2 separate regions of the Mus musculus genome follow, and region 2 is linked to region 1. Evidence: chromatin loops called from intact Hi-C (ENCODE). Cell type or tissue: left cerebral cortex. All regions are shown on one strand. Each heading gives the region's core, and the rest is flanking DNA. Links, peaks and the distances in the headings are about the cores only.

Region 1 (16,248 bases), core at 2,817-10,816:
CCGACTGACCAGGGGCTGCTCCTGTGGACCGCACCCCCCCACACACACACACCTGGGAGATGAGAGCATACCCCCTTTCTTCTCTTGAGCTGTAACAAACTTTTAGTCCTTTGGGGGGGATGGAGGGATCTCGCTGTATAGCTGAGGCTTTCCTTGACACTTTGTGCAAAGAGTTAGCCTCAAACTCATCTTCTATCTGCCTCCGATTCAAATTTCTGGGGGGTGGAGGGGTCACAGATGTGTACGACCACATGCAGCTAGTGAAGTGGGGTTTCTTGGGTCATGCTTTGTCATAGTTTGAGCCTACTGTGTGGGAAGCTATGCATTTAAACAGATACACTCCCTCAAAAGGAGATTTTCTTGGGGCGTCATTCCCAGTCAGGTGGTATATGGCAGTTAGGCACTTGCACTGAGCCCCATTGAAGATGTGCTATTTGAGCCAGGCCTGATGGCACATGCCTTTAATCCCAGGACTCAGGACTTCAAGGCCAGCCTGGTCTACAGAGTGACTTCCAGGACAGTTAGGTATATGTAGAGTCCTGTCTCAAGGAACAAAAACAAAAGCAAAACAAAACCAACAACAGCAAAGAAAAAGTGTTCTTCATACTGTCTGCTGAGCTGGCGTCTCACCTGGAGGAGGTTAGAAGTGGAAAGTCTTAGAAGTCCCAGCCACCCATGTCCTCTGGGTGTCAATGTTCCAAGTTGAAGGAGGCTGAGATTCAGGGGATTGTAGGGCACTCAGAATTAGTAGACATTTCCATGGCTTCTTGTTCCAGCTTCTTTCTCACTGAGGGTCTCAGGCTGTGCGAGGGTGCAGCTCAGAGTGACCCCCCCCTTACATAGGCCCAAATGTTTCAGAACCACTACAGGGTAGGGAAGGGAATTGAGAGTGGGAATCTATTTGTCACCGTGAAGGAAAAGCTATAAGAAGTCCCCCTATGGCACACTCAACGCCCAGTCTTTCCACCTGGTCCTATGAAGCCGACCTGGCTCCCTTAACACCACAGGGGGATCCTTGTTTCTTATGAGTGGCTGACTATGGCTGCTTCCTGCAGGATCTTCCAGCTGTGAAGTCCTGCAGCAAGAGGGACTCCAGACACTCAGAGCCTGTGTTCCGCACAGATTGGAATTTGAAAGATATCTTTGTGGAGGGTTCAAGGGCGAAGGCTGAGGAAGCAAATGAAAAATACATGGGACACACTTCTTTAGGACTCTAGAGGATTTGGGTTCCCCTCCTACACACAGCCACCCCAGTCAATGCTTGAGAACACTGGAAGATGTGGATCTTCAGGGGCCACCTGATCTGTCATCCCACTGCTCCCATACCCCTCGAGGGAACTGTGGGAGACCCCATTTTGTTTGATGCTTTGGAACATTTTCTTCTAGAGAACTCATGTCAAGTAGAAAGACAGACTGGACTGGTGGAACATAAGATCTTGTAACTTCTCCTCCACAGAGTGCCCAGTCAGGATGGCAGAATACTTTGTCCTAGGGCAGGGAACCCTGTCTAGACACACGTCATGTAACCAGTGATACAACCAGTATCACAAAGGTCTCAGAAAGTGCCAGGCATGTAAGTGGGAAGGGTCTGGGAGGCCAGACAGGGCTCTTCCTGTTGTCTGGCACAGCCAAACCCTGAGTGTTTCCTCAATCTACGCCTTGCTCGCCCTTGGCCTGGTCTGGCACCCGTGGCTCCCCATCTGTCTGAGTATATGTGTTGAATTATTCACTAGGCCATATTAGAGCCACCTGGCAGGATGAGGCAGGGTGAGCAGGCTCCTGGCCTGTGTCCCATCCCTCCTACTGTGTCTTGGTCATCTCTGGCTTTGCTGGGAGATAGCCACTAATGGAGCCACAGCCAGAGCCTCCTGCAGGGCTGTGGCAGTTCTAGCCTCCTACAGTCAGCTCTGTACCTAGCCCTGCACCATTCTGACCTGTGTCTCACCTGCTGCCTTGGACTCTGGGTCTAAAGCTTAGTACTATGAGCTCTGCATATTTGCGCACTCAGGCTCCACCCAGTCACCCCTACATCAATCAGGCAAGAAACTGAGACAAAATATGAACATCAAGTCTCATCAGGATCAGGGCAATGAATTTACAAACTCAAGTTTGTTTTGGAGTGTGTGTGTGTGTGTGTGTGTGTCTGTGTATTGACATGCATGTATTTCATACCTGAGTGTGCATATAGTCATGCATAGAGTGTTACACATGCAGGAGTGTGTTTACATGCATGCACACATGTGCTTCTGTGGTGTACACATGTAAGCTGGGTGCTGTTTCACATTTAATATTTTATACCTAGTGAAACTTCCATTGCCCCTGGCCTGCTGTGCATAGGCTCACATCCACCCATGTGCACATGTGCTCAGGCTATGTGACCAGGACTTGCTGTGTGGCTGTGTGTGACACATTCAGCTCCAGGTCCCAAACTTGGTTCTGGAGTCACCATTTTCTGGATTGTTCATTCAAAGTGCCTCTTGTGTTGGTCCCATGAAGTTGCTCAGTGCTAGCTCCTATGGAACAGGGCCCGTGTAGGCATAAATTTTTTTGCAACCTTCTTTTAATAAGGGTTCAACCTCTCCTTTAGTCCACCACCCAATAGAGGTGGTGGAAGAGAAAAGTTATTAGGATATGGAGGAAGTGGAACTGTTCAGCAACGGTCCTTTGGGTACAAGCTTGATCTTCTTCGGCAGCAGTTCAGTCCCATAGCAAACACCAAGTTCGATTCAGCAGCTGCAGACCAGTCTTCTAGGCAGGCAGACACCAGGCATGAACCAACAAGAAACCATCAGGCTCACTAACTGGACTGAGGCAAGGCCGCTGAAGAGGTGAGCTGCTGCTGGAACCTCACGAGCAGTTAGTTCTTGGGCGAGTTTCTCTCAATGGCAGGCAGGTTTACCACAAGTTGAGCTCAACATTATGTAAGGCGAGCCAATACATGCCTTTCACGTGTTTGCTATGTCCAAACATCCTTTCACCTGTGTCTGCTTCAGGAAAACATTCTCTCATGTTTGTTTGCTTTAGCAAGACATCTTTTCACCTGTGTGCCCCAGCAGAACATCATTTGACATAACTGACTTTCCAAAGAAACTAGAAATTTCCACCTCAGGCCTGAGCCAACCTAATTCTGACCCAGACCTCCAAGAGCAAGGCAGTCTCCTGGCTCTGACCCTCAGTCTTAATGGGACCTCCCACCCCATCTCCAGACTGAACGCAAAATGAAAGAAGCAGAGGAGAATCTGCCACCCGTGCCCTCAGCTTGTCATATGACTTGAGGAAGTTGGTACAGAGTTACCTATGTTCACTTGTCCCAGTCTCCCCCATGGTCCTAGTCCCCTGGAGGATTGACTTCCCCTGCAGGGGTCAGGAAGGCTCCTTAGCAGCCTCCTTCTGTTAGGTGCTTCTCAAGCTGGTACAAAGACATTAGCAAAAGTGGTGGGTGAAAGCATCAGGCAGACTCAGACACCCCATTAAGGCTGAGCCTTCAAGGCTGAGGTCATTATATCCCAGGGCAAGGCCTCAGCTTTAAGGCTACCACTTTAAGGATCCTTTACCCAGTCATGGGCTGGATCCACTCTGAAACAGACACATGTGGCTTTCTGCTTACTCACTTGGATGTCTTGGAGGATCTGTGAGCTCCCGTGAGGCCCATCCTGCTGTGAGAGTACAGAAGAGATGATGTCGGCCTCCCAGCCTTTCTAGCCACTGCTAGGTATCTCAGCATCAGCTCATGTGACTGCAGTGGAGTTGTTTGGGATAGCTCTGCTCAGAATACCAGCCAGGGATTCTTCATGGTGGAGACAGGGGTTTTGTGGTATCTTGGATCTGGCTAAGTCTATACCCATCTGACTGACACAGACAATCAACTGTGCAGGCAAATCCACCATGGATGGAAGACTTCTCTGCTCTCAGATGGCTTCCAGGCTCCCTGTGGCTTGTTTTTGTTTGTTTGTTTGTTTGTTTGTGTAAGGAAACACATGTAGAGGATAGCTCTAATCCCTGTGGTGGAGATTCGGGGGAAGCTGGCTCTTTGAAAAAAGTCCTTACATGAGACTATCTCACCATATTCCCACATTTCTGAGTGGATGGTCGATGCCAACCATGAAACTCAAGTACCCAAGAGCTAAGAAGCCCTGAGCCCCTCTCACAGGCTGGTCACTGACAGGTGGCTGCGGAGAGCAGCTTTGAGGCAGACTCTGAATCCATCCCCTTTGCCTGCTTGCTTCTCAGCCTTGTCTGTTACTCCCTTCCCTCTCCTTTAGTCTCCCTTTTAATGTGTGTGTGTGTGTGTGTGTGTGTGTGTGTGTGGGTTGTGTGTGTGTGTGTGGGGGGGTTTCAGGGAGGAAGCCTGCCTCAGAGGTAGGTGCCAGGATAGAACGAATTTCTCACAAAATACCCCCAGAAGATGAATTTGATGAGGTCATCCTTACCGGAAAACTTGATTCAAAACCCTGGAGTATTTGTAAGAAATTGGTTATTCATGCCCCAAATGAGACTGTCCATTTTTGTCTCATATCAGTCAGTAACAAGAAGCTGTTACCTAAGCCCCTGCAGTGCTTTCTGTCTTGACAGAAAGAAGCATAAAACCATCCTTAAAATGCTCTGAAAGCCCAGGCTGACTTGGCTTTCTGCCCTCCTGTCCGCCAGAGCTCAGAGCAGTCACTACTCCGGTAGGATCCGTGCCCAAGGAAAGCCCCTCGGTTGCTCTCCGTGGTGCTGGAAACAAGCTGCGCATGCTCTGTGGACCCACCACAAGTGCTCCGTTTTAGTTTTCCCCCTGCTGCTGTGATTAAAGACCCCCAACAAAAAGAGCTTAAGAAGAAAAGTTTTATTTTGGCCCGTGATTTGAGGGTCCTGCCTTTCACGGCAGTGAAAGCAACCTGACAGGAGCACAAGGCAGCCCCGTCACAGTTTGCCCACAACCAGGAAGCAGAGAGCAATGAGTACTGGTTGCTCTGCTGGCTCGTCCCAGGAACCCATTGCATGAGATGATGTTGCCCATATTCACATGGGTCTTGCCTCTTAGACTTCTCTGGAAACACCCCGACAGGCATACACAGTGCTATGCCTACTAAGTGGTTCTAAGTCCTGTCAAAGTGACAGTCAAGACCCAACCACAGCAGAGTCAGCAAGAGATGGACCTGAGCCGAGAGCATCCTGGATGGCACAGGCTGAAGTCACATGGCCGCACCAAACCTTCCCTCTCCAGTTGCTGTGTCAGTGTAGTTGATAGACCCTACTTGGGAGGGACGAGCATGCATTGTGTGATGTGTGCCTGGGGTGGGTGTGCAGGGATGTATATGCCTTGCTCATGACATGTCTTTGGGGGTGTGCTTGTGGATGTAGATGCAAACATGTAGTGGGGGTGTATTTGACTGTGGTATTGCTTATGGGGTATGTATTATATGGAGGGTGTGATCTATAATATTTATAGTGCATGCATGTGTGCATGTGTGTGTATGTGTGTGCGCATTGGTGGGTAGGTGTGGGTTGTGTGTATGTGTGTGTGTATGCATGTGTGTATGTGTCTGTGCATGTGTGTGTGTGCATGTGTGTGTATGTGTCTGTGCATGTGTGTGTGTGCATGTGGACACACACGTGCACGTGGGCTCTTATGGGCTATGCATGTGCAAGTGTTGTTGTAACCATGTGAGACATAGGAAAAGCCACTCCATATAGGCCAGATCAAGAGTTCTTTATTTTCTGGCAGTTGAGAGCAGGCTCACACATGAAAGACCTCCCAACCACTAAGAGATGTGGAGCAGGGTTTATAAATCCCCAAATCACACCTACAGCACACCAGGGGCCTGCCAGAGGGCAGAAGTTTCAAATTTTTCAGTTCATTTGATTAAAACAGTTTGGTTTAGGTTTATGTTGTAAAACAGTGAACACCCCATCCCCTGAAGCTGCGGTGTGACTTCATGGGAATATTATGTTTTGTTGTCCATGGGACAAGGGGATAGTTGGGTGGAATCAGCTATACCCAGGACAAAATGGAATTACTTTGTGCAGTTCACTCCCCATTGGTCTTAGGGAAGAGTTTTACAACATAAAACAGTATGTACTTGTGGAATGTGTTTGTAGGACACATGCTTGTGAACGTATGTGTTTGTGGGGAGCATGACACATATTTTCAGGTATTTGAGGGGTGCATACATGGTTGTGTGTATTCTCCAGAACTGTTCCTGCTTTGAGGCACGGATGTACCTCAACTTGTACAGTATTTGGTCCCTTTAGGTCCCTAGACACCTTTCCTCCCCAGTTTAAAAGCTTCCTTCCGTTCACTCTGTCTGGCCCAGATGAGTAGCTACCTCCCTCTCCCCAATCGACTATTTCTGTTTCCCTTGGCCTCTGTACCGGCTGGTTTTGTGTGTCAAGTTGACACAATCTAGAGTCATCTCAGAGAAAGGAGCCTCAGAATCCTGCAGAATATGCCATTAGTGTATAATAGGGCACATTTACACAAAGCCCCATGGCCTAGAGGATACTCCAACTCCTAGGTAGACAGCAGGCCTGGGGGTAGTGGGGGAGGAGCTCCCCTGTTTCAACCTCTTTAATCTCATTTTACATGCTCCCTCCTTCAGGGAGGCCTCCTTGAACAAAACCAGGCAATTAACACTCCTCGTGAGCCCCACTGTTACCTGGTCTTCCTGTGTAGGTTTCCTGATTCCCTGCTGGATTATGAATCCAGAAAGATGCTGGGCTACCTGTTCTTGGCACAGGGCCAGGCCAAGCCACAAGAGCTTCCTAGAAAGTGAAGGGATGAGCATGGGTGGAGCCCTGGTGCCTGTCCAGGAACAGCCATGCCTGCAGGCTCCCTCACACCCAGGCCTCACAGACACGCCTGCATCTCATCAGTACCGAATCTTGGGCCTCCTGGAAAACCTGGGCAGAAAATCTGACCTAATTCCTGAACTATAAAAAGCCTCAGTCTCTGAGTAGGATTTGGAAGACACCCTCTCCCCATCACTGTGAGAGAGTGTTATAGTCAGTTTTATGTGTCAGCTCATCTGCCCAAGGTGCTCAGCTGACATTCAAACTCCATCTGGCTGTTGCTGAGTGTTTCATATGCTAAAGACACTTAACACAGTGCCCATAAGTAGGTAGATCGATGGATATAAGATAGACAGATATAGATACATAGATGGATGGATAGATAGATAGATAAATAGATGCATGCATACATACATACATACATACATACATACATACATACATACATAGACAGATACATAGATACATATAGACAGACAAACAGATAGGTAGACAGATAGATTATGGACTAACCACAGAGAATAGATCAATAATGGATGGATAAAAATGAATGGGTATAGACATAGACCCTGTTTGCTCTGTTTGTCTGGAAAGGCCTGACTCACACAGGACAAAGACTGAAATCAGACATGAATTCTAGGGGAAAAGAGAGATCTGGGAACTGTTCCATAGTCAGAGCCACTTTCTTCCCTAATTCTACAGAGCTGGAAGAACTTGAGACTACCACGTCCCTTTCTGTCCTTAGAGACTGGGTTTCAAAGCCTGAGAGACACTGTCTTAAAACAAAGAAGACTCCCCTAAATCACACACCTTTCCTCTGCTTCCCTCGATATCTGCCACATCTCCACTCCAGCCTCAGCCATGGTCTAGCCTTCAAACACTCCTGGCCACTCATTCAATGGAGACATGAGTGGGCTTCCCCTAACCTAGAGGTCTTGAAGGATTACAAATTGGGCTGGTAAGGGGTGGCGTGGGCACCACAATGTATCAGGAGCAACTTTGCTATCTGGCAACTTCCACAAGAGGCTGTCATTTGACAACTTCCACAAGAAGTTTGAGCTGGTAGCCTAGCTCTGTGGACCTGACTCTCAGACAGCACATAGTCACTCCCTCTAATGCCACTCTGCCAGAAGTCCCTTAAGTGTCTTCTTGAGAAAGTCAGATGCCCAAAGCACCAGGCACCAAAGCAAAGGATCCAAAGGATGCTTGTGGGCAACTCCCAGAGAGAGGAGTATAGATCTCCGTGAGACCTGACCAACTACTAGGATACCTCAGTGATCTGGGGAGAAGCCATATGGACATCCGTAGTTGGACCAGGGCCTCCTGTGGAGCTTCTGTCCTGCTGAGATGAGGTTTCCAACTCTAGCCATTTCCTTGGCTTAACACTCAAACTAGCGAGAAGCAGGAAACAAAATGGAGCCAACGGCTTCCTGCCTCACAGCAGCTTCTTGGACACCTTCAGAACAGTTGCCCCAGCTGTGGGTACTCTGGTGGAAGCCACACCAACATCCTACATACCACAAAGGCAGGTGATTCCCAGACCTGTAACTGTCTCCTCTAACTTGAAACACTCCCTCCTGGAAAAGAAAGAGGAAGTGGGGGAGGAGGGCTCCTAAGTAGGAATTTCACCAGACTTACAAGACACACAAAGCCCCTTCCTAAGGTTACATATGCAGTGCGCAGTCATGGGGAGAGAGGACTCTTGGGAGGAACTGCCTGCAAGTTGAGAAGGGGGCTCCAAAGATGCTGTTTCCACAAGTCCTTATCCATGCTGGGGTGGGCTTTACAGTGATGCAAATACATCTAAGTTGCTCATTCTGTAAATAACCCCTCACTCATGCAACTCAACAAGCTCACAGAGTTCAGGTTGGGGAGGGATTTTTGTCTTGGGTCTGTCATTGGTACCCTATCCATGGTAAACAGACATCTATTCATATTACCCCAGGAAAAGTCATGTGATGACCTAGAAGCTACAACTGAGGCCTTGATTCAAGGTAAGAAATCCATAGCCTTACTATCACTTGGCCATGGACTCCGGCCCAGGAGCTTCCTCCAGACGGGGAACTTTGTGTTCAGGTGGGAACATGTCTAAGTATGGGGTCAGGCAACCATACAGTGTGTATCCACAGGCCTGTGGCCAGGGCTACAGAACATCCCCTTTTGCCACTTGCATGCCCCAAGAAGGTTGAAGCCTACCTGGAAGTATGCACTGGTACTGAGCCAACAGAGTCTGTGGCTGTCCCCAGAGCTAGGGAATGCAGATCTCTGCACAGTAGCCCCTTCCCCTCCATGTAGATGGCTTCTGCCCAAGACACATTTGCCTGTAAATCTCTGCAAGAGCAGGTGAAAGGCAGCCATTAAGGAGAAATGTCTCCACTTTAATGGAACCTAAGTCCTTATGCCTTTTCTCTCCAGCAAACCTGGTGGGTCTGGGACAAAGGCTGCCCAAGGCCCCTCGGGCACCAAGATTCTACTGTAAGGGAGGAGAAATGGTGAGAGGCCATGCTGAAAAAGCTCCCAGAGGGAGCAATGCAAGTTCCAAGGGCTTTTGTTCTCCACACCCAGCTTGGCCAAGACATAGGAGTTAGCCCCTAAGGTCGAAGACAGTGAATACAGGTAAGATGCACATAAGATGCTGAGTGTGCTCCAGTGAGCACAGGTGCTCAGTGAAGATGGGCTTCACACTCTTGGGGTCTCTGGTAAGCATCTCGGGAAATCCAGAGGTAGAGAAAGTCAGACACAGAAAGAGGGCGAGGGATAGAGAGAGAAGTGACTGGGACAGTAACAGCAAAGGGACAGAGACACCGCAGGGAGGCAGGATGGAAGTGGAAGGGGAGAGATCAGGGTGCCACAGGATCATTGCTGGCTGGGAGCCTGTGGAAGTCACCTGTCATACTCTGCAACTGTCAGGGAGAAGGTTGGGGTGCCTGGTTTACCCTAGTCCTGGAATCTTCCATTTACCTAGTTTATTTGTGGTTATATGACCTAGGAATTCATCTAATGTGTCTGAGCCTCAGCCTCTTATGTATGGAATAGAGAAATTGTCAATGCTCTGTAGAGAAGGTTACTATGGAGGGAGACTGTCACCCATGTGAGTGGCTTTGTTCAGGGCCCATGACTTTCCTATTCACAACATTCTCCAACCTAGAAACTTTCTATTTTAAAACAAACAAAACCCATATGACATACCCCCCTTTCCAGCTCCCCTCTGGAGCCCCTGAGTGCTAACAGCCACCTGACCCCACTTGAGGGCTAGAGAGAGAGCTCCATGGTTGACTGGGCGGGGTTGAAAGAGAGGTTCCTTCATCTTCTCCCAGAGATATGAGGTTCTACTTTGAGCAATACCCTTGACCCTTTGAGCCCAGGGGACCCAGCGTTGTCCCCATCCCTGACAGCTGAAGTGTGGGGTTCCAGGTGGGGTGGGTGCTTCTGGGAACATGGCCGTTTCTATAAGTATTTTCCAAGGAAAGAAATGAGGCAAACCCTTAGAGAGCAATAACCCATAACAGCCACTCCAAGTACCGGCTTCTGCCAAGGGCTGTGAGCTTGCCAGTTCCAAGTCCTCTGCAAGGTGACACAATTCTGCATCCATTCTGCAGATGATGAAAGAACCGGAGACACCAAGCCGCTGAAGCTTTTCCTCACAGGACTGCTCCTGTCAGTAACACAGAGCCTCCTACACTCTGACCTGACCCTTGCAGAGCCCTAACGCCATTCCTTTCTGCACACGAGTCACCTAATGCTAGGCATAGCAATGCATACCTGTACTCTCAAGTCCAGCCTGGTATACATGGCAAATTCAAGGCCATCCAGGGCTACGGAGTGAGACTCTGATTCAACCTTCCAGGATACACCTAACTGATGGTCTATGTTATGACGCCCTTGGTGCTAGATAACTCCTGAAGGTCACAGGCTCTTCCTCCAGCGAGTTTAGCATCACCCAGCACTAGGGGCTCCACAGCAACCTCACTAACCTTGGACAAACTGCTCATCCTTCCTGAGCTGTCCCTACCTCATCCCAGAGCCGGACGATACTGCTTCCTGGGTAGAATTCAGACAGCAGCAATAACCACAGCCACACTAGCAATTATTAGTATGTCATTATTAATTATTAACATATCAAAATGGCAACTACACACCACATTAATGATTCATGAGAGAAGCTCCTGCCTGCAGGGGGCATATTAGAAGCTCAGTAGTATGGTTTTCAGACCAGGGAGTCCCCGAATAGATGGAATCTCTGCAGTAGCACCTCGTTCCAAGTTGTGCCCAGGAACCATTAGCAAGAAAACATTTTAATTAACTTGCTGTGACTCATAAATTAATTGCTCTCATCTGGCTTCAGACTTGTGATGTAGCCAGAGCTGTCCCCCTGAAGCCAGAGCAAGTCTTAGTTCTGTGGACTTGGGGACACAGAGGATAGAGCTTGAATGTTGCTTCCTAGCAAGGGTCAAGGTCTTCCTCTGTGAGTTTGTCGTCCTGCAGAGAACTCGGAACTGGCAAGCTCACAGGCTGGGCCGAGGCAGGGACAGCTCAGAAAGAATGAGTACCCTGGGACATCCCTGCCAGTGTGTCTGGGACCACCAGCTCAGGGCTTATCCAGAGGCAGGAGTGAGCCGGAAGCGGTGGGGGAACTGTCCACATCTGGGTGCTGAAAATGCCTGCGCCGTGGCTGCATTTTTAACACTTGGTTTCACAGAAGTTCCCACTCCACCTCCCGATCTGAGCAGTCCTTGTTGGGAGGGATCATAAGGCAAACAACATGCCAAGGGCCCCATAGTGAACCATGCTAGAACTGTCAGCAGCTTTCCCAGACCTGACCCTTCACAGGGCTCTGCTCACTCTCTCCCAGGCGAACAGTTCTTCTAACAGGGACAGCTAAAACCTCTTGGAAAGAGAGAGGCAATATGTAGAGGAAGCTAAGCTTCTAAATTATAGAGCTACAATTATGACATGATCAGGGGCTAATGTGACCTTCATTAAGAGAGGTCAAGAAAGCAGGAAGGGGCACATTTGGGGAAGGGCATAGCTGAAAGTCTTGGGGTGAGAGTCTGGAGACTCTAGTGTCCTGATATGAAGAGCAGATGTGGTGCTCAAATCACAGAAGGCCAGTGGCTCTGTGCTCCACTGCCTGCCCCCACCCCACACAGTCATCTCCCACTGCAGAGCTGCGGCTGTACAGGCAGGGCTCTTCCTTGCAGCTAATGGATCAGATGAGGCTGAGGGTTGCAGCCCCTCCCCCACATGAGCTCATCTTGGCTCCCAGGCTGGGATCTGGCCAACTCACAGACAGCGATTCCCAATTCCCGGTATGCAGGGCCAGCAACGCCATGTGACCGATGAGAACATAAAGAACTCGTCTTGGGGTCACTTCCCCTTGTCTTGACTCCAGGAACGAGAGCAGCTCTCGAGGGGCTGTGATTTTGTTGTTATCCCTCACAAATTTTCCCCATGTCATGTCAGTATCTCTACACCAAAGGACCCAGTGGTCCAGAACACAGCTCGGAGTCCAGGTTGCCAGGGTGTGTCGGGTTTACAAACATGTAAGTGTGCATGAGTGTGAGCAAGGGCACTTGTGAGGGTGCACTTGGGTGTATGCGTCTATGCAGGTATGCACCTATGTATAATTGTGTGCCTGTGTGAGTGTATGTAGAGGTACATTGCTAGGAGGATGTGCATCTGTGTGGCGTTTGTATGTCTCTGTGTGTATAGAAGTGTGAATGAGCAGATGAAGAAGTGTGCCTGAGGGGATGAAGCATCCTCGCTCACTGGTTGGGTAGTCATGAAAAGATCCACCTGCATGAATAATACCTGTGGCAGCCTCAGAACAACCAACCTAGCCCACAGAACCACGACCTTGTTCCCACTGTGCTGGAACCAATCACACATGCCCCCACCCATGCTTCCAGTGCTGACATAACACACGTGTGTCTCTGGCGTGTTTCCTGAATGATAAGGACCTGTACTGGTCCGAGAGCCTCACTAAGGCAGGATACATGAGAAACACTTTCTTCTGGGGTGGGAGAAAGGTGAGAGAGGTCGGGTGAGTGGTTCAGTCTGAAGACAGCATGGCTCTGCTCCTGCCCCTCTGCTAACCAGAGCCCGTTCTTTCCAAGAGAGGACTCCTAGCCTCACTACAGTCACCGGTCTTCAGCATCTTGCTCATCTTCACCTTGCTGCCTGTTATTGTCCCATCCCAGACTGGACACACCCAGACATCCTCAGCAACTGCTCAAACACGGTAACATTCATTTCTCACACATATCCAGCTGCTTTCCTGGAGTTCACTGTGTGTTGGGGGTGATGCTCAGAGATGTTTGGGTCCCCCAGACTGCCCAGGCTGTCTCAGATACCACCATCAGGACACAGTGCTGAAGGAGTGGGTCTATGCTGCCACAGGCCACCTGTGGAGATGCAGCTTGTGTGTGACAGGCACTCAGCAAAAAGAAAGGATTAGCAGATTTACACACTCCACTGACAGAGTAGTGCCAGCCTTGCTCTGGCTTCACTCATTTGAATTCACTGATTTGGGCCAGGAGACCAGGATTTCTTCCTGGAAGTTTACAGATGGGCTTCAGCTCTGCCCACACTGTCAGCACAAGTTCATTCCCAGTGGAGAGCTAAGGACCAGCATCCAGTCTCACATAGGTGGGGTGTACTTTATGTTTTGACAGCAGAACAACACACTCATTAGCAGCCGAGGAGATGAATCAGAGGCCAGGAGCACTCTGCTCACCCGGAGTTCAATCCTTAACACCTGTCAGACGGCTCATAGCCACCTGTAGGTCCAGCTGCAAGATCTGACACTACTGTCCTCCAAGGACACCTGCACTCATGTGCACACATGCACACACAGACACATAATTTAAAATAAAAAAGGGCTGGAGAGATGGCTCAGCAGTCAAGAGCACCATCCCTCCTTCTAGAAGGTCCGTGTTCAATTCTTGGTAGCTCACAGTAGTCTGTCACTTCAGTTCTGGGGATCTGAGTCAGTGCCAACCCCACACATGGTACACAGACAAACACACAGGCAAAACACTCTTACATGTTAAATAATAATTTAGAAGTAAAATAAAATAAAGTATTTTAAGATGAGAACTTGTGGGGCTGGAGAGATGGCTCAGAGGTTGAGAGCACTGACTGCTCTTCCAGAGATCCTGAGTTCAATTCCTAGCAACCACATGGTGACTCACAACCATCGATAATGAGGTCTGGCGCCCTCTTCTGGCATGAAGGCATATATACAGGCAGAACACTGCATAGATACTAAATAAATTAATCTTAAAAAAAACAACAAACAAACAAACAACAAAACAAACCCTTGTGGGAATACAACTTTGTTTACTGTTCAGATTTTTATCTCTTGAGGTGGGTCTATTTTTTATGTATCCATGGCTGTCTTGGAACTATCTATGTAGACCAGGCTAGCCTTGAATTCACAGAGATCCACCTGTCTCTGCCTCCCAAACAATGGGACCACTATGCCTGGCTTCCTTCAGATTTGACTGGGGCACATATTCCTGAGCAGCTTCTCATGACCCTATCATCCAGGTCACATGTTCTCATACCCCCATGTAGACAAGCCCCCATGTTCCTGCTTGCATCCTTAGAAAATGCCCTCTCTGTTCAGACTCCTCCTGTATCAGAGGAGGCCCACACTGCAAGTGATCAGTCTCTCAAGAAGCAACACTTCCCTGCATATATCTTTCAGCATACATGCACAACACACTCTGAATATACACTAAAATCTGCTACACAGAAGTCAGGCCACAGACTCACACTCACAGGTCCCAAAGATCCAAAGGGCACTGCAAAGTTTGTGGAGAGCCACTGTTTTCCCAACATGGTGCCAAACTTCAGCATCAGGCTCTCCTTCACAGCTAGCCCGCTGCTGGGTCCTGGCCAGAAAACCTGTTGGCCAGCTCTCACAATTGCCCACTGCCTCATTTCTAGTAGCCGACATTTAAATGTGTGCGTAGTGGTAGTTACATTCTTTTGTTGTGTGCTTTGTTGTGTTGTCTTGTGTTAAGATTTCTTTCTTTTGTTTTTGTTTGTTTGGTTTTCTACATTTGATTTTATTTTAAATTATATGTATGAATCATATAGCCCAGGTGTCCCTCAAACTATATCACTGGGGCTGGTCTTGAACCCCTAGTCCTCCTTTGTCCTCCTCCCTTGTGCTAGGATGACAGGCATGCACTTCACTCTTGGCTAGTATTAGTTTGCCAATGTTTCTACTTGTTAAAAAGAAACTCAAAGCACAGTGAAGCCACCTACCACCCACCACTGCCCCAAGACAATAGCGTGGTTGGAGCTAACTCAAGGCTCTCTAAGGTGATCCAGGTGCTAAGCAGCCTTTGCTTTGCCTGTCCAGTGTCCCTTTCCCTTTCAACAACTCTGGCTTCTCAGATGGCCTCCTTACACCCCTGAGTGGTTAAGTGATAGGAACATCACCAGCAAGCGTAGCCCCGTGACTTTTTCCTCTGTCTGTCTGTCTGTCTGTCTGTCTCTGTGTCTCTGTGTCTCTCTCCGTATGTCTCTGTCTATCTCTCTATATCTGTCTCTGTCTCTCTGTCTGTCTCTCTATGTCTGCCTCTCTGTCTCTGTCTCTATCTCTCTATCTCTGTTTCTATCTCTCTGTCTCTGCCTGTCTGTCTCTCTGTCTGTCTCTCTCTCTGTGTCTATCTCTGTCTCTGACTCTCTGTCTCCGTCTCTCTCTCTATCTCTCTCTGTCTCTGTCTGTCTGTCAGTCAGTATGGAGCTTCCAAGAATCACTGTGGCCTCCACCTGAGAGTCCCTTTCTCAGACTGAAGCCTGCTTGGAGGAAGCAGGGCTGAAAAATGGAGAAAGCAGGCTGTAGCTGATGGGATCTGACTCTGGGTCCAGCTTGTATTTGGTGTTGAGCAAGTCTGTTCCTTTTCTGAGATGAGCTTGAGGCCTCTCCAATCCACTAATCTGGATCACATGAATGAGGGTGGATTGTCCCAGCACAGTCCCAGCCCTGGCTTTTAGGCCCGAGTCTTGTGAATGGAGGCCAAGGCTGCTTCTGCTAAGCCCTTGGGTGACCACAAACACCCATCAAAAGGTGATAGGATGTTCAGCTAATGAAACTCTCTCAGCAGCCCCACTCCAGACAGCTGTAATCAGGTCAGTGCAGACTGAACCAGGGCAGGCAAGAAGTTCAGAGGCGCTTGAGGGAAAGTTCAGAATTGATGGAACGCTGTGGTGGCCACACAGGCACATGGGTTTATTGCAACAACAAATCTCACATCTAAATGTATGTACCTCATTTTACATAAATCAAATAAGGTAGACTTTAAAAGGGAAGAAACACGAGGCTAAGAAGATGATTTAAGGAGCTGCCTACTGACCAAAGGTGGGACTGTGTGATTGATGATTGGCAACTGTCAAACATGTTTAAGTTCATTAACCCTCAACAATACAATCCAGTGTTGACTGCCCAGACTCCAGACC
Region 2 (16,248 bases), core at 3,678-11,677, 120 kb after region 1:
ACCAATACCCCAAGCACTTCCACAAGCTGGCGTAGCCAGAATGGACAACCTTTTTTGGTTGGTTGGTTGGCTGGTTTTTTTTTTTTTTTTGTTTGTTTGTTTGTTTGTTTGTTTTGGTTTGGTTTTTTTGTTTTTTTGTATGAGCTCCTAAAGAAGAATCTCATGGTGCCTTCCTGGCCTGCACACAGTGGGCACTCAGCAATGTCACCCCATTCCTCACCTCCAGTCTGCACACAGTGGGCACTCAGCAATGTCACCCCATTCCTCACCTCCAGTCTGCACACAGTGGGCACTCAGTAAGAACATGTAGGGGTGGTTTTTTATGCTAAGGTCCTATTCCCCAATTGGTTCTTGATCTGTCAGTAAAGAAAGCCATGGGCCAATTGCTGGGCGGAATGGATAGGCAGTACTTCCGGGTCCCTGGAGGCAATCAGAGAGACGCAGGGGGAGAGAGACATATCTGATGAAGAAAAGTTGACCAGCCATATGATGTTTCATAACAGACTGGCCACACAGGCCACTCCTGTAGTCAGGTGACCAGGGGCATTTAGCAGGGCGTAGATGTCACTGAGCCACTAAAGTTTAGGGCAGGTGGGAGAAGCAAAGATAAGAAATTGGTAAGGGCATGCTTTTCCAGGTGGGAGATAGTAGCGCCCAGCAATTATGCCAAGAAGGCAAGTTGAACATGAACAACTGTGTATGTGTCTTTTGTCCAAGGATTCAAGAGAAGCCGGTTGGGGGGCTGGTAGTGAGGCCAATCCCAGACCAAAGGCAGGTAAAGAGAAACTACGTGCAACAAGGACACACTACCCTTGCCCCAGTCTCCACGCAGTGGGCAGTCAGTAGAAGGCACACCAACCCTATCCCCAGAAGGCATACAGTGAGAGCTCAGTAGAGGGAACCCCACACCTGCCCCAGTCTGCACACAGTACCAATAGTAGCAGGCTGTAAACAGATACCAGTGAGCATACTCAGTGTGATCCTATGACTACAGGACAGAGGGTAGCCTACACTAGTACTCACCACAACCACCCATGATGCCTGCCTCAGTATCCTAATCCTAAATTCAAGCCTGGGCTCTAAGGAACAGCTAGGCACAGAGGAAATGGGTCACACCCCTCTCTCAGTCTGGAAAATGGAGATTTTCCCATCCGTACACTCAGGGCCTCTTCACATGTAGCCGCTGTTCCCGTGGACTGGCCTGTGTCCCTGAAGACTCACACTGCCCTCTCCTCCGGGAGACACGGTCCACCTAGCTTATCCTCCAGGAAGGCCATGGAACCCTCCAATCTTGTAGGACCTGAACTCCACAGCCCCGCCCTTTACCAGCTTCTGCAGATAGACATGGAGGGGACAACATCCGACTGCATGTGACATCTCAAGCATCTAGTTCCTAATTGTAACTGATAGGAGAGAGAACCAGGCTGAGGCAGGAGAACTCCAAGTTCAAGGCTGGACCTAGAAATGTAGCTCAGTGGTAGAGCACACAGCCTAGGGTGTGAGAGTCTCTAGAGTCCATCCCAATATCACCCAAACCAAAATCCAAATTAAACAAATGAGGCCAGCTCAAACAACTTAACAAGATTCTATCTTAAAATGAGAAAAGACCTAGGGGTGTATCTCAGTAGTTGTTTGACATGTACAAGGTTCTGGGTTCAATCCCCAGAACCACAAGATAGTAATAATAATAATAATAATGATGATGATGAAAAATAGTTTTATTTGCAAGTTTTTATAATTCGTTTACTTAATGTGTGTGGCTGTTTTCACTGCATGTGTACTTGTGTGCCATGTGTGTGCCTGGTAATCACAGGGCCCAAGGGACTAGAGTTACAGGTGGTTGTTCAAGAGCCACCATGTGAGTGCTAGGAATTGAACCCAGAGAAAGGCACCCTGTATCCTAACTGCTGAGTCATTTGTCCAGACCATAAGTTTTAATTTAAAAAAAAAAATTGGGGGCTGGAGAGATGGCTCAGCGGTTAAAAGCATTGACTGCTCTTCCGAAGGTCGTGAGTTCAAATCCCAGCAACAACATGATAGCTCACAACCATCCATAATGAAATCTGATGCTCTCTTCTGGGGTGTCTGAAGACAGCTACAGTGAGCGAGCAGGGCCGGAGTGAGAAGAAAGTGTCTGAAGACAGTTTCAGTGTACTTACATATAATAAATAAACAAATCTTTTTAAAAAATGGAAATCAAGGGGGAAGCTGGTGAGGATCAACCTCACACACAGCTCCCCTATGTGGCCCCTCTTACACCACCCCCAGGAGTAAGGGGATATGTTGTATGCACAAAGGTTTGTATATGCTTGGCTCAGGGAGTGGCACTATTAGAGAGTGTAGCCTTGTTGGAGTAGGTGTGTCACTTTGGGTGTGGGCTTTAAGACCCTTATCCTAGCTGCCTGAAAGCCAGTATTCTGCTAGCAGCCCTCAGATGAAAATGTAGAACTCTCAGCACCTCCTGTGCCATGCCTGCCTAGATGCTGCCATGCTCCTGCCTTGATGGTGATAGACTGAATCTCTGAACATGTAAGTGGTCCCAATTAAATGTGGTCCTTTATAAGACTTGCCATGGTGTCTGTTCACAGCAGTAAAATCCAATCTACAACCGTAACTAAGTATGTTCTAGTTTCCTTTGTGTTGAGGAAAGAAAGGGCTTATTTAGTTTATACTTCCAGGTCACAGTCTATCCTTGAGGGAAGTCAGAGCAAGAACTTGAAGGATGTTGCTTGCTCTCTCATTCACACGTTCATGATAGCTGTTATACAAACAGCCCAGGACCGCCTTCCCAGTTAACAGTGCCACCTACAATAATCTGAGATTTCATTATAATCAAAACAATCCCCCATAGGCTAATCTGATTTAGGCAACCTCTCAATTGAGGCTCCCTTCTCGGTTGGCTCTAGGCTCTGTCATTGACAATTCAAACTATCAAGGACTATGTACATGAGTGTGTACATAAAGAGAATACATGGGGTAAGGGGGGTATTATGCACTCCAACACACAGCATGTGTACTGTAGTCAGACCTTGTGCTCTGTCAGGACCAATGCTTTGCCCCAACACTGCACAACATTGTATCCTAGAACCAGCCATCTCCTGACACATGGGTGGATGGATGGATGTGTGGATAGGTTCATGAATAGATGCGAGGTGTCTAGAGCCTGCTCAGATCTTGGGTGGACATAGTAAATATGAAAGAGGCCCTTTCCAGAGGATAGGAGGCACTGGACTTCTCTGGCTCCAGCTTGCCCGGAATATGGAAAGGGGCAAGGAATAAGAAGCTGTGGGTTAGGGGTTCCTACACACACTTTCCAATGCAAAAGACCCCTGAGACATCGTAAGTTTCACACTTTCTCAGAACAGCAAGCAAAGCCTCTTCAAGTCCTAAGGCAGTGAGGAGAGCTTGGCCTCCTGGACCAGCCCACTTCCAAGAATACTTCCTGCAGGCCTTACCGCCACGGCAACTTCTGACTCCACAGCATCTTCCCGCTCCACAGGTTTCAGGTTTTGCTCAAAGTCACCCAGGAAGGGTGAAGGGTCTGGTGAGGCATCCACTAACCTGAGTGCTCAGAGAGGGTTGGTGCTTCGTATAGGCACAGGAGGAGTTCATGCTAACAACTGAGCAAGTCACGCTGGCTGGTCTTATGTCAATTTGACACACAAACTAGAGTTATCCAAAAGGAGAGAACTTTAATTGAGAAAATGCCCCCATAAAATCTGGCTGTAAGGCATTTTTAATTACTTATTGATGGGGGAGGCCCCAGCCCATTGTGGATGGTTCTATTCCTGGGCTGGTTGTCCTGGGTTCTTTAAGAAAGCAGGCTGAGAAAGCCAGGGGAACCAAACTAGTAAGTAGCACCCTCCACCACTTCTGCCTCAGCTTCTGCCTTCAGGTTCCTGTCCTGCTTGAGTTCTTGTCCTGACTTTCATCCATTGATGATGAAGAATGATGTGGAAGTTGAGCCAAATAAGCCCTTCCCTTGGGGCTGGAGGGATGGCTCAGCAGTTAAGAGCACTGACTGCTCTTCCAGAGGTCCTGAGTTCAAGTCCCAACAACTACATGGTGGCTCACAACCATCTGTAATGGGATCTGATGCCCTCTTCTGGTGTGTCTGAAGAGAGTGACAGTGTACTTATACATAAGATAAATAAATAAATCTTTAAAAAACAAACAAACAGGCCAGGCGGTGGTGGCACACGCCTTTAATCCCAGCACTTGGGAGGCAGAGGCAGGCAAATTTCTGAGTTCGAGGCCAGCCTGGTCTACAGAGCGAGTTCTAGGACAGCCAGGACTATACAGAGAAACCCTGTCTCGAAAAACCAAAAACAAACAAACAAACAAACAAAAAAGCCAGGCGTGGTGGCACACACCTTTAATCCCAGCATTTGGGAGGCAGAGGCAGGCGGATTTCTGAGTTCAAGGCCAGCCTGGTCTACAGAGTGTGTTCCAGGACAGCCAGGACTACACAGAGAAACCCTGTCTCACAAACAAAAATCAAATAAAAAACAAAAAAACAAACAAAAAAAACCAAACAACAAACAACCTTTCCTCCCCAACTTGCTTTTTGGTCATGGTGTCTCATCACAGCAATAGAAACCCTAACTAAGACAGCCATCTAAAAAAAAAAAAAAAAAAAAGCCAGGCATGGTGGCGCACGCCTTTAATCCCAGCACTTGGGAGACAGAGGCAGGCGGATTTCTGAGTTCAAGGCCAGCCTGGTCTACAAAGTGAGTTTCAGGACAGCCAGGGCTATACAGAGAAACCCTGTCTCAAAACAAACAAACAAACAAAAAGACAGCCATGATGCTAGAGACCTCATCAGCCACATAGTCAACTAGGCTGGACATCAAATGGCCTCTGCCCTGAAGGTTACCAAGAGGAGTTAAGCCTTAAATAGTTCCAGGTCACTGAGAAGAGGGAGAGGGTCTGGTGGGACTAGCAGTATACCTACCAGCTCCGAGGCTCTGAAACAAACCTCATCCACTCAGAGGCTACAGGACTGCCCCACCATCTGCTCCACCTCCACAGCCTCTGGTGGGCTCCAGACCAGCAGCTCCAGGCAGACTGGGAGCCAGGGAGAGTGAAGCAAGTTTGACAAAAGGACTCAGTGAGCAATAAGAATAGAACTAGAGTCCTAGGCCTGACCCCGCCTTGCGGCTTGTGAGCTGTGGGTATACCTTCACGATGCTCCCACCATTCATTCCAGGGCCCCCTCACATAAGGGAGGGTCCTTGGGGAAGGCACTTCACTGGCCTCAGTTTTCCCACCTGTAAATCAGAAAAGGTTTATGGGGGATATCACTTGGCCTTCAGCAAAGCTGGACCAAGGCAGTTGTTAGCATCACTGTCACCATGGCAACCATTCCAGCAAAGCTGGTGAGGACAAAGGGTACCACGATGATGCTCTCCAACACCCAATCCAAACATGACCACAGGAGAAGGGGTCAAAGGTCCCTTGGTGATGTTAGGATCCAGATGGATGTCACCAGTAGGTGAGGTGGGCGGCTGAATATATACAATTCCGTGTCCTGTCCCTAAGTACCACCCTCCCCAACTTAGTTGCTAACAAGGTCACAGTGAGTAGATGTTGGCTCCGGTATGACAAGGACCACTGGAGGGAGAAAGTCTGAGTGGAGGAGGCTGTGTTTGCTAAGACCCTAGCACTACTCTAAAATGTAGCTCTATATGTTCCTCGAGTCAGGGCTTCATGTATGCTAGGCTGGTCTCAAACTATCTGTGTAATCAAGGATGACGCCCAGTTTCTGATCCTCCTGCCTCTACCTCCTAAGAAGTGAGATTAAAGACATGATCCACCACGCAGTTTACGCAGTGCCCAGAATCAAACCTAGGGTTTAATGCATGCTAGGCAGGCACTCTTCCAACCGAGCCACAACCCTTAGCCTGTTTGTTTGTTAAATGTATATGGGTACACTGTAGCTGTACTGATAGTTGTAAGCCATCGTGTAGTTGCTGGGAATGAAGGTTGCTCAATCCGGTCAGTCCTGCCCACTCCTGTCAACCCCACTTGCTCCCGTTGGCCCTCTTTACTAATTTTTTAAAGCCTGATTTTATTAGTTCATATGATGGTGTACACCTGTAGTAAGGAGTTCTTAAGATCACTTGATTTCAGGAGTTTAAAACCAACTTAGACCACATAGCAGGGCTCCTTCTCAACAAAAAAGGAAAAGGGTCAGGGGGGTGGGGGGGAGGAAGGAAAGAGAAGGAAGGGGGCAGGGAGAAAACAAAAGAAGGGAGGGAGGAAGGGAGGCAAGGGGGGAGACCAATTTAGGCCTGGTGCACACCTGTAATCCCAGTGGAAAAGTTCAGGACTAGCCTGAGCTACACCCAGTCTCAAATTTAAAAAATAAAAAAATATTTCTTTTGAGACATGGTCTTCTGTAGCCCAGGCTGGCCTCAAACTCATGGAGGCTTGCACCACTACACTTGGTTTTCTGTACTGCTGGGCATTAAGCCAGGGCTTCATGGATGTACAAGCACTCTACAACTGAGCTTCGTACGCCCAGCTCCTCCGTTTGTTTTTTTTAAGAGCTGGGAATGTAGCTTTAGTGGTGGACCAGTGTAGGGAAACCCTGCTGCCAAGGTGGAAGTTTGACATTACGGACAGCCCTGAGCTCGGACTCCCTTTGTCCTCCGGGCTTCCACTTCTCTGGAGGATCCGGGACACCACCTGAGGAATGTGGTGCAGTCCTCCACCTGGGATTCCTGAAATGCCTCCCCATGCTAATGAGGCAACTCAGTGCCTTAGTCTTCACTCAATGACCTTTGACCACACCCTCACCCCCTTTCCCAAAACTATATAACCCTTGTCTCACCCCAAATAAAGTGTATGGGTACATGCCCACCCCAATAAAGAAATACGCACAAGCTAAGGTCGTCTCAGAGAGCCGTTTCATTGAAAATCTCAGAGAAGGCCTTTGCCTGAAAGATCCCAGGAAAAGGCCTTCTCCCCTCCCCACCCTCTACCCCCACCTACTACCCCCTACCCCCCCACCACACCACCCCCTACTCCCACCCCCTACTTCCCACCCTCTACCCCTACCACCCCTATCCCCCATCCCACACACACACACACCCCTCCATCTGACCCACCACCTCACTCCCAGCCAGACCAGGATCCTGCCTGGCCCAGACTCCACTTCATCCTTCCAGCCCAGTGTGCTGCATTTGGACATGCTGAGAGGAAGAAAACAGAGGATGCAGAACCACAGACCAGCATGTATAAGGCCCTGGGTTCTACCCCCAACACAATTAAAAAAAAAAAAAAAAAAAGAAAAGAAAAAGAAAATTCAGCCATTAAAGTCCAGTTGTATTAAACTAAGCCAATAGTGTTTAATTACAGGATGAATATGCCCAGATGAGTCCACCCACAACCACAACCAAGAACCTGACAGTCCCATCACCCAAGAAGCCAGTTCCTGGGCTGCTTGTCTGAGGAAATCCTGTTCTCTACCACCTAGTCTGCGCCATCTCACGTGGAGCAGAGGCATGGACATCAGAACCCAGCCTCTGGATCAGCGAGGAGTTTTCCATTTCAGAGCTTGGCTCCGTTGTTTATTCCCTGGCCAGCCCAGTTGCAATTGGTTATAAATAAATACAGCTGCCAGGACATCAGTCTGGCTGCTGGGCTGCAGAGCCAGTGTGTGTGAACTGACCTCTGAGAAAGCAGTCTCTGTTAAGTTACTGACAGGTTAACACTGGTTAACACCACTTCCCTGTTTATCCATCAAGCCCCAAGCAGGGTCTCACAGCTGAGTGCCTACTGAGGTAGACCCTGGCAAAAGCTTTAGCTGCAACCTCACCTCAGGGTTCCTTCTGAGCTGCCTACAAAGCATACTGTGCAGACAAGTCCCTGGCCCGGAGAGATTGTGACCCAAGTCACAGAAGAGCTAGGATTCAACTGGCTGGGGCAGGACCTGGGGACCAAGGAAACGGGACAGAATTGCAGGGTCCAAACTTCAGCTCTGGTCGAGAGATAAGCCTACACTGCTGGCATGAAGCATGTGGCTTTTCCTCCCCACAGAGAATTCACCAGACCTGTGTACACACACCAGGGCATGTACACACATCCCCAGGCATGCGCACACACAGTCCCAAGGCATGCATACACAGCCTCTAGACATGCACATTCAACCTCTAGGCATGCACGCACAGCCCCCAGGAATGTATGTACAGTCCCCTAGACAGATACACAAAGCCTCTAGCCTGTAGACCCTGCCACACACATCAGAAAAAGTCCATACACATAGCACAACATAGCACCTATCGAACAGTCACGAGCTGAGGAACTACAGCCAGCTGCTTTCAAATGCCAAGACTTGTGCACCAGACCTGGCTGAGCCAGGGGCTGCTGCACAATGTCTTAGGCTAGGGCCGACAGAAGACAAAGGTATACCTCTCGTGGTCTTGGATGAAGAAAGTCCAAAAGCAGATCTGATGACAACCTTCTGTCTGTGTCACCTGGCAAAGTGGGGCAGAGCTCTCTGCTCTCTGTAAGAGCACTGGTGCTATTCATGGGGCTCTGTCCTTTATGTCCCGATTGCCACCCAAGTCCCCAAGTACTACAGCCTCGGTGTTAAGAAGTCAACATATTGGGGGAGGGGGGGGTGCACTTCAGACATTAGCCAAAAACAGGCAAAGCCTCTGTCTACTTGCACACAAGTCCCCTTTCTCTCAGGCTGAGCCCACAGGGAACATGCCCTCTCCCTCCTGTGGAGCCCATGCAACGAACAGATACACACGTGCTGAGCAGGCAGACACCTCTCACAAAGGTCCAGACAGAAGGTAAAGAATATGCAATGTGTCTCTAGTGCTCTATAGCCTAAAATCTTCCTCTTCCTGGAGCCTAGACAGTCATCCTTACCTAAGACCATCCATTCTCACCCTAAGCTCAGGGCCAGCTGCCAGCAGCAGGAAGTCTTCTATCCTTCAAGACCCAAGACTTCCTCCTCTCCTAGTCAACGTGGTTGCTCTACAGACCCTCATTACCTACCTTCTGTGGCTCCGTGTGTGAGCGAGGGAGCCTGCTTGCTTCTGGGCAGAGTCAGGCAAGCTGGAGTAAGAGATGTTGAAAGGCACGTGAGCGAGAGAGAGAAGGGGGCAGGGCATCCATAGCCTCAGAGGACTCTGTTTCCTGCAGGAGTGCAGCCACAATGTCACTGTCCAAGCCAGCCCCTGCCCTATGTGTCACGCCATGGTTCTACTCATCAGGGTCATCCTGAAATCCAGAGATGCCCATCCACTGTGATACCCACAACCTGAGGCTTAGCCCCTAACCACCTCTACCAATGAGCAGAAGCCAGCTGTCTGTCTCAGGAAGGCCACAATGGGTACTGCAGAGCCCCAGACCCAGTGATGTCTCTAAATAGTAGTCTCCAGAGGCTCACACCCTGGGTGTTTTGTTTTGTTTTGTTTTGTTTTGTTTTGTTTTGTTTTGTTTTGTTTGTTTAATCCACAAAGTCAGGACTATTGAACTCTATCTATCCAATGTCATTCTGGCCGCAGACTAAAAATATAAAGGTTAGACAGGAAAACTTCACCTGCTCAAGGTCAACCCAAGGCAAGCTGGATGTAGATAGCATAAGGGTCCTCTAAACATCTGACTCCCGAGTGGCAAGGCCAACAGCATCTCCCCTTCCTTCATAAAGGCCCACACAGCCTGCCTGTGCTCTGGGCTGGCCAGTACTCCTGTCCAGAGTCACACAGGATGCTGCGGAGATGGTCAAGCTGAGGCACCCAGGCGGCTCGGATTAGGGAGAAACAATTCAGCTCTATGCACATGGCCAGCCGGTTCTTCCACTCTCCCAGAGATGGCCAGACCAGTCTGGCGGCTTTAGTCAGTCCCTGCCTCCTTGCAGCTCCCGGCTGGGAGAATCGGAAACCTGTCAGGCGGGTTTGGTCAAAATTCTGTCTTGCAAGTTCATACTGCTCGCTCCTATCTCTCCCGGGTGGGGATCACTGAGGACCGAGGCCCCTGGAGGTCCAAGGCTGGCCAAGTGGCCATGTGAGTACACGATTACAGCAGACAGGGCCCTTCCAGGAGCCGGGTGGACTGGAGTCGTTGGGGTGCTCACCAAGGGGGCTAGAGACCCAGCTCAGGCTTCATAGCAGGAGGCCGGAGACAGGAAGCAGAAAGCCTGGGAGGCGGGAGGCAGGGACAGGCAGGCTGGCCTGCCTTCACTGTGTGTGGTATGGAGGACTACCTGATGCCTGGTCCTGGGGACCAAGCAAGGAGGAGGAAGACTCAAGGATTTCCTGGGCAGCAATTTGGGTGCAGCAAAAGCAAAGCCAGGTATGACACTGTGGCCCCCATCTCTGCAAGGGGTTCCAGGACCTAGAAATAGGCTGGTGGCCAGCACTGTGTCTTGGATCACTCACTGTCCCCTTCCTTGTGGGTCCAGAGACTTTGCAGCCACGGAAAAGAAAGGAGCACAAAGCCAGGTCCAGCCACCCATAGCTCAGAGCATGCCTGGGGACATTGTCAGGCCCTAAGATTGAGGCAGTGGCTCTAAGTACTTCAGCAGGCATTGGGAGACAGTAAGATCAATCACTAGCCTATTCCGTCCCCCGCCCCCAGGCCTGGAAGGCGGGAGTCAGGTTGCAGGGCCCTCTGTTACCTGACCTGTTACCTAAGCTGCCTTATTTTTTTACTTGTGCCCTGGTAGGCAGTGTGCGCACAAGCATGGGGCGTGCAAATGTTCGTGCCCACCTGCCTGTGTGTACACAGCCATCCTTAACCCCGTGCAAGGGGTGTGCGTGGCGGGGGGATGGGCTGAACTTGTGCAAAGGCGTTTACTTTGGGCATGGACTCAGATGTGGGTTTCTCAAACTGAAAGCGTTGTTCTGTCTGTGGTGGCTGCCTGTCTATCGGGGCCTATGTATCAGAGAGATCCAAAGCCACCAAGAAAGCGTCTCTCGATAAAGCCCACCACCCGACTGACCAAAGCGGTTGCTAGGAGGTCTTTTTGTGTCTAGGCCATATCTCGTGTGAGCTGGTGATTGTAGATATATAACATTTCTGATCTCAAGTCTCTATCAAATAGGAGCTTCTATGGGTGACCATGATGAGATGTGGGAACACATGGGTTAGAAGCACTGTGTTCCCTGCCCAGCCCTCTCTGGAGCACACATGGAAGCTCCCGCTACATACCAGGCTCCTTCTGCCTCCCCAGTCACCACTACCAGATTTATGAATGGGAAAACCAAGGCACAACCAGACAAGTAGCTTGTCTGAAACCACTGTGGGATGCTTTGTCCGTCACAGCAGCATCCCACACAGAGAATGAGATGAGATGGACCAGCTAGACTCTGGTTGGTTCAAATCCAGCTTCTGCCTTCTTGCCTCTGGTCTGCCCCATGCCTGCAGGCTGATTCCATAGCATGAGATGCTCAGTACATCCTCCAAGGTCAAATGGGCTCCAACCACGTTCTGGTGGTGTTGCTTGGCCCTGCCAAGGTAGGCCAAGTAACAGCTTGGCTTCCTTGGCTAAACGCTGGGACGATGTTAGCTTGCCTGAGCCAGAAAATCCCTAGTGAAATATAGGTACAGAGGTACAATGTGCAACAGCAACTGCTGCTGTTACCACCGCTGTGGTCAATGCTGACTTTTGTGGCTACGTAGGCCACATCTGGTCTAGATGAATAGACCAGACCATCAGACCATCCTTAAAGACACAAAACCAGGTCTGCTGAGAGTCCTCGTCCCTTGAGGGCCTGATAAAAGACAGGGGGCTAGGCATTAAGGACAATCAGACAGGGTGGCTGTCATTGGCCTCCTCTGACTTAGCACTCCTGAGAGGGAATGAAGTCAGCTGCCATTACCCACCAGTGACATGGCCAGTCAACAGGAGGAGTCCAGGGCTCCAGCTGCCCCAGAGAACAACACCCAGATATGGCCACTGACCTAACACTTGGGCTTTGCCACTGGGCCAAATGACACTAGTCTTACTGGGAGCCACAGATGGGACCATGAGTCTTTATCTATAAGGAATGGATGGCACCTTCCCTGGGAATGGTCACCAAGACCCATGGACTAGTAAGCACTTTGTGACCACTGTTGATGACAGGCCTCTTCTCTAAACTCGGGAATGGATCTGACTTCCCAAAAAAGGTCTTTTTGTTTGTGAGATTCCGGTTGGTCATAATGAGGGAGGGCACTGTTAGCTGCCAGGGGTCTATACGTGAGGGAGATAAGAGGTTCAGGGTTCCCTCTGTCACACACAGAGTTTGTGCCACCTGCCTTCTGCCTGGACCATTTAATACTAGTGAGAGTCAGTCTCACAGAAAACTCAGTATAGGACAGGGTGCGTCATTACCCCCAGATGAGGAAACATGGGCTCAGGGGGTAAAGCAACTGACCCAAGACTAAGAAGGACAAGAAGCCTATTCAAAGCCCAGGCCAGCACTCGGGGCTGAGGTAGGAGCTCTCCTCGGGGACCTCAGCCTGCTGACCTGCTGACTGACTGGAAAATCCCTGCCTCTTCTCAGAGGCCACTCAAGGGGAGCTGTGGGGGGCAGGTGAAGGGTCTGAGGTTCAGGTGGGCTCTCTTGGAGGCAGGTGAGACTGAGGAGCAGGTGGGGACCCTGAGAATCAGGTGGGAGCTCTACAGAACAGATAGGGGCCCCATTGAACAGGTGTGGGGGGATCTGAGGTTCAGGTAGGGCTCCTGAGAGGAAAGTAAGGGCCCTTGCAGTACTGGAGGCCTCACGAAGCACATGGGTGGCCTAGGAGGTAGATGGGGACCCCGAGTTGCAAATAGGGGCCCTTGAGATGTGTAAGGATCCTTGGAGCAAGTGAGGGACTGGGAGGGGCAGGAACGGGAGGGAACCTGAGGTTCAAGTAGGCTTCCTGGGAAGCAGGTAGAGCTTACTGTGTGTCTTCCCTGTGAGGACTGTGACAGAAGGCTTCTGCTGTCCCTCAGGCTTCCTTGCTGCGCTCTCTCTCCTAGGCTCTGACAGGGGAGGCGCTCAACTCAGGGGCATGCTCTATTTGGTTCCCGGGAACTGCACTGAGTTGGTCTGAGGAGCACTCCACCTGTCCACACAGAAGCCATACCTCACATCCAGCCTCCTTCCTCTCGGCAGCTTTGACTCCTCACAGACAAAGGGAGGCAACAGTAGGCCTGAAGGTCTGTGTAGGTGGCAGCTGCTCCCAACTTTGTACTTGCCTCCTCAACTGCCCAAGGAGCAGCAACAAATGGAGCAGAGGCCGATCCAGCAGCCTTGTCCCTCAGCCCCTCCTTCCTGAGAATGCGGTGCCTCACAGACCTTCCAGCCTGGATGTCGAGAGTGAGGGGTCCCCTTGCCCTCTTGAGGACCCTGAGGTCTCAGCTCACTCCCATCACCTCACAGGTCCAAACCCTCACACTCTCCTGGGTATCACCCTTCTGGATTTAAGGTGGCACCAAGACTTACTCTTGTAGGCTTGGTCCCCTTCATAGCTCCTTACACCTGGATGCAAAATACAGCCTTGGCTTCTAAAAGGACCCACACTCACCTGCAGAGTTCCCTTCATTCCCAAGCTGCTGGTCACCATCTCTAGCCTAGACTCACAGAGCCTCCATTTCCTTTCGCTGCCTAAACCCCCAACACTCCAGACTGGTGGGAGCTAGACCCAGGCATGGTAGGGTCTACTTCATCTGAGTCATATGTATCTGCTGTCGGTTTACAGCACTGTTACCCAATATGCAACAGGACAATCTTGCTTGGTCTTGTCGTGGCCATGGGTCCCTGGGTAGGATGCATGCACCATCTACATCTGAGGGAACTAAGCCAGTGAACAGCAGAAAATGCAAGATTGCCCTCGGGACCTTGAGAGTCACAGCCAAGCCGTGTGCTTAAAGATGGGCCGCAATGCACAATGAAGGCAGCATATGGACCCAGATCCCAAATAGGTATCTCCCAAGCCTACAGGCACCTCAGGATCCCTTGCAAGAGTTGCTTCAGTCCATAGAGCAGGTGCTAGGAGCCTGGGAAGAGCCACCCGTTGGGCAAGTCTGGGTGGAATTACAGGTGTCTCGGCTCAGCCCCTTCCTAGCCCTGTTTGTCCCAGCCAGCTGGTTTCACCCTCTGGGCCTTTAGCAAGGTAGAGCCTACACAGCTGAGCATACAGGCCCAATGGAAAACATCCCAGGCTCACACCGGGTGAATGAGCAAGGTCTGAATTCAAATCTACTTCCCCCGACCCCCAGTGAAAAAGATGGAGATGGAATCTCTTTGAACCTTAGATCTCCCACTAGGAGAGAAATCCCTTGAGATGTTTTGAGAATTAGATGGTTCTGTTGAAAGTGATAACTGTATTGAAATCAAGAGAGAAAAAGGCAACTAGAGTCCCGTAAGCTAAGACTGGGGCCCTCAGCCTTGGGGTGGTTAGTCTCCCAATTCTTCATTCCCACATTGCTCACCCACCAAACACAGAGCCACCAACTGTCACCTCTACCACTGTAGCCAGCTATGGGGCAATTGAACGCCAGGTGAGTCTGTAAAACCAGTCTGGGAGCTCATCTCCTTCCTGGTTTCTCTCCTCGTTCCATAGGTGTAGCTGTCTTTGCTCAGTGAGTTCCTGTGGCCACGGGAGCCACTGTGTGAAGTGGAATTCATTATACTTCAGGATCCCCAACTGTCTCTTTTCCCCACCCCTAGCCCAGCCTCCAGAAGCCAAGGCTTATACCCAATTCTCTGACCCCATGCATATTCTAGTATTAATCATTTCATCCCCAGCCTTTATCCGTTCACTCTCTGCCTCTCCCCCCAACAGCCCCTCACAGGGAGCAGATGTGCCCCACGTGTGTAAAGTTTACATACCTTCCAGACTATAGCCCCTACCTAAACCAACCCTCTTCCCACTCCCCTCTCTGCAGGCTGGACACAGAAGGGCAGTAGAGGTCCCAGGCCTCCTCACAGCCAGTGCAGTGTGGCCATCGTACAAGGAGTCATGGATAGCTTCATGGAGTCGCTGAACAGGCTGAAGGAAGCCCATGAGAAAGAGGTCCTGGGTGAGTGAACATTGTGCTCATAGGAAAGTGGTCTTGGGGGTCTTAGCCTGTCAGGGAACTTCCAAGTATCCTCTCTAAAGCACAGGGAGTCTGTCTGGAGAACAGAACCTTGACTGGAGAACACAAGCTGCAAAGCATTCGGATGCCCAGCCTAGACCCCCTTACCCAGAATATCTTTAGACCATGCCCTATGGTGTGGATCAGGAGAGGGGCATGTTGAGGGGTCACTAGCAACACCTCATGACCACAAGCTACATCCAGCCCCCAAGCATGTCCCTGCTGTGTCCTGTCAGAAGGCTGGCAGGTCTAGCCTAATAGCTCATAACCCAGAGGGAGAGGTCGCTCACTCTAGAGGGTCCTAAGGCCATATAAAGTGTCTTTGATCCTGAACAGAGACCTCCTCCTTCCCTCCAGCCCCTGATAAGTTCCTCACTGGTCAGAGTTCCCTTGACCCACTTCACTGCGATTACAGTTCAGACCTTGGTGGCCTTTGGAAAGGGCCACATGAAGGTCAAAGAAGCAAGACACTCCCCCAAGCCTCAGAGAAGAAGTCTTCCTCAGAATCCCTGGACCTACCCTGGTTGGGGTCAGCCTCACTGGCTCCCAAAGAACTGTGTCAATGAGAGAAGGGTCTCGTGGGACTTGCTCTGAAAGCCTATAGATCACACAGCTAGTGTTATGGGGAATGTTCCAGAAGCAACAGAAAAAAAAAAATGCCTACTGGGTGCACTTGGGGATTCAAGCTAGGGTTAATAGGATTTGAGCTTGGGAGACTTGGAGTCAGCACTGACCAAGAGGAGACTAGGCCACTCCCTAACAGAGGAGTGGACCTTTTTTGGCAATTGGTTTGGGCTGGCAGGCAACCCTCATTATACCTAATGGACTTGGCTGGGTACACAGGAACTCAGGGAAGGGCAGAGGCTTCTGAACCCCAGGGGCTAAGAACTTGCAGCTGCTGAGAGAGTAGATGGCTAGCCCCACCCCCAAGAGATTATGTTGATTTGAAGACTAAAGAGAACCTAACAAGTAGGAAAAGACAGGTACCAGATCTACCCAACCCATCCTATGCACCCAATAGACAGGTCCAGGAGAAGTTAAGGGTGTATGTAGCTTCCCTTCCCTACCCCTCAAAAAGTAGCCCCTCTTGGATACTCTGCCCCTCCAGATGGCCAGCCACTTTTAGAACCAACCTCTAATCAGATGCTAAGCTAGAGTCCCAGGCCACAGCTCAGGAA

The links. Hi-C counts contacts between places; a loop is a spot of excess contacts. Peaks named below come from ENCODE experiments on the same cell type or tissue, not always from the same donor. Only the 100,000 strongest peaks of a DNase experiment are listed, where the experiment ranks them.
Region 2: a loop joins it to region 1, with 2.4 times the contacts of the local background. A loop is called at or near these places in 2 of 42 quality-filtered maps.

Annotation. Positions count from the first base shown.
Region 1 is chr2:180,406,369-180,422,616 of GRCm38, reverse strand. No RefSeq gene overlaps it. Among named protein-coding and RNA genes, the nearest start is that of Mir133a-2, 16 kb to the right of the region's middle. In left cerebral cortex, for the core only: no CTCF peak of the experiment used is centred there; a DNase peak (open chromatin) is centred at 6,907.
Region 2 is chr2:180,283,552-180,299,799 of GRCm38, reverse strand. Rbbp8nl (RBBP8 N-terminal like) reads left to right here and starts at 9,921. Exons shown (of 13, transcript NM_173031.3): 1 at 9,921-10,023; 2 at 14,879-15,013. The coding sequence starts at 14,953. It overlaps Gm29943 (a long non-coding RNA gene), which reads right to left and starts at 9,105. Exons shown (of 3, transcript XR_867153.1): 1 at 9,013-9,105. In left cerebral cortex, for the core only: no CTCF peak of the experiment used is centred there; no DNase peak of the experiment used is centred there.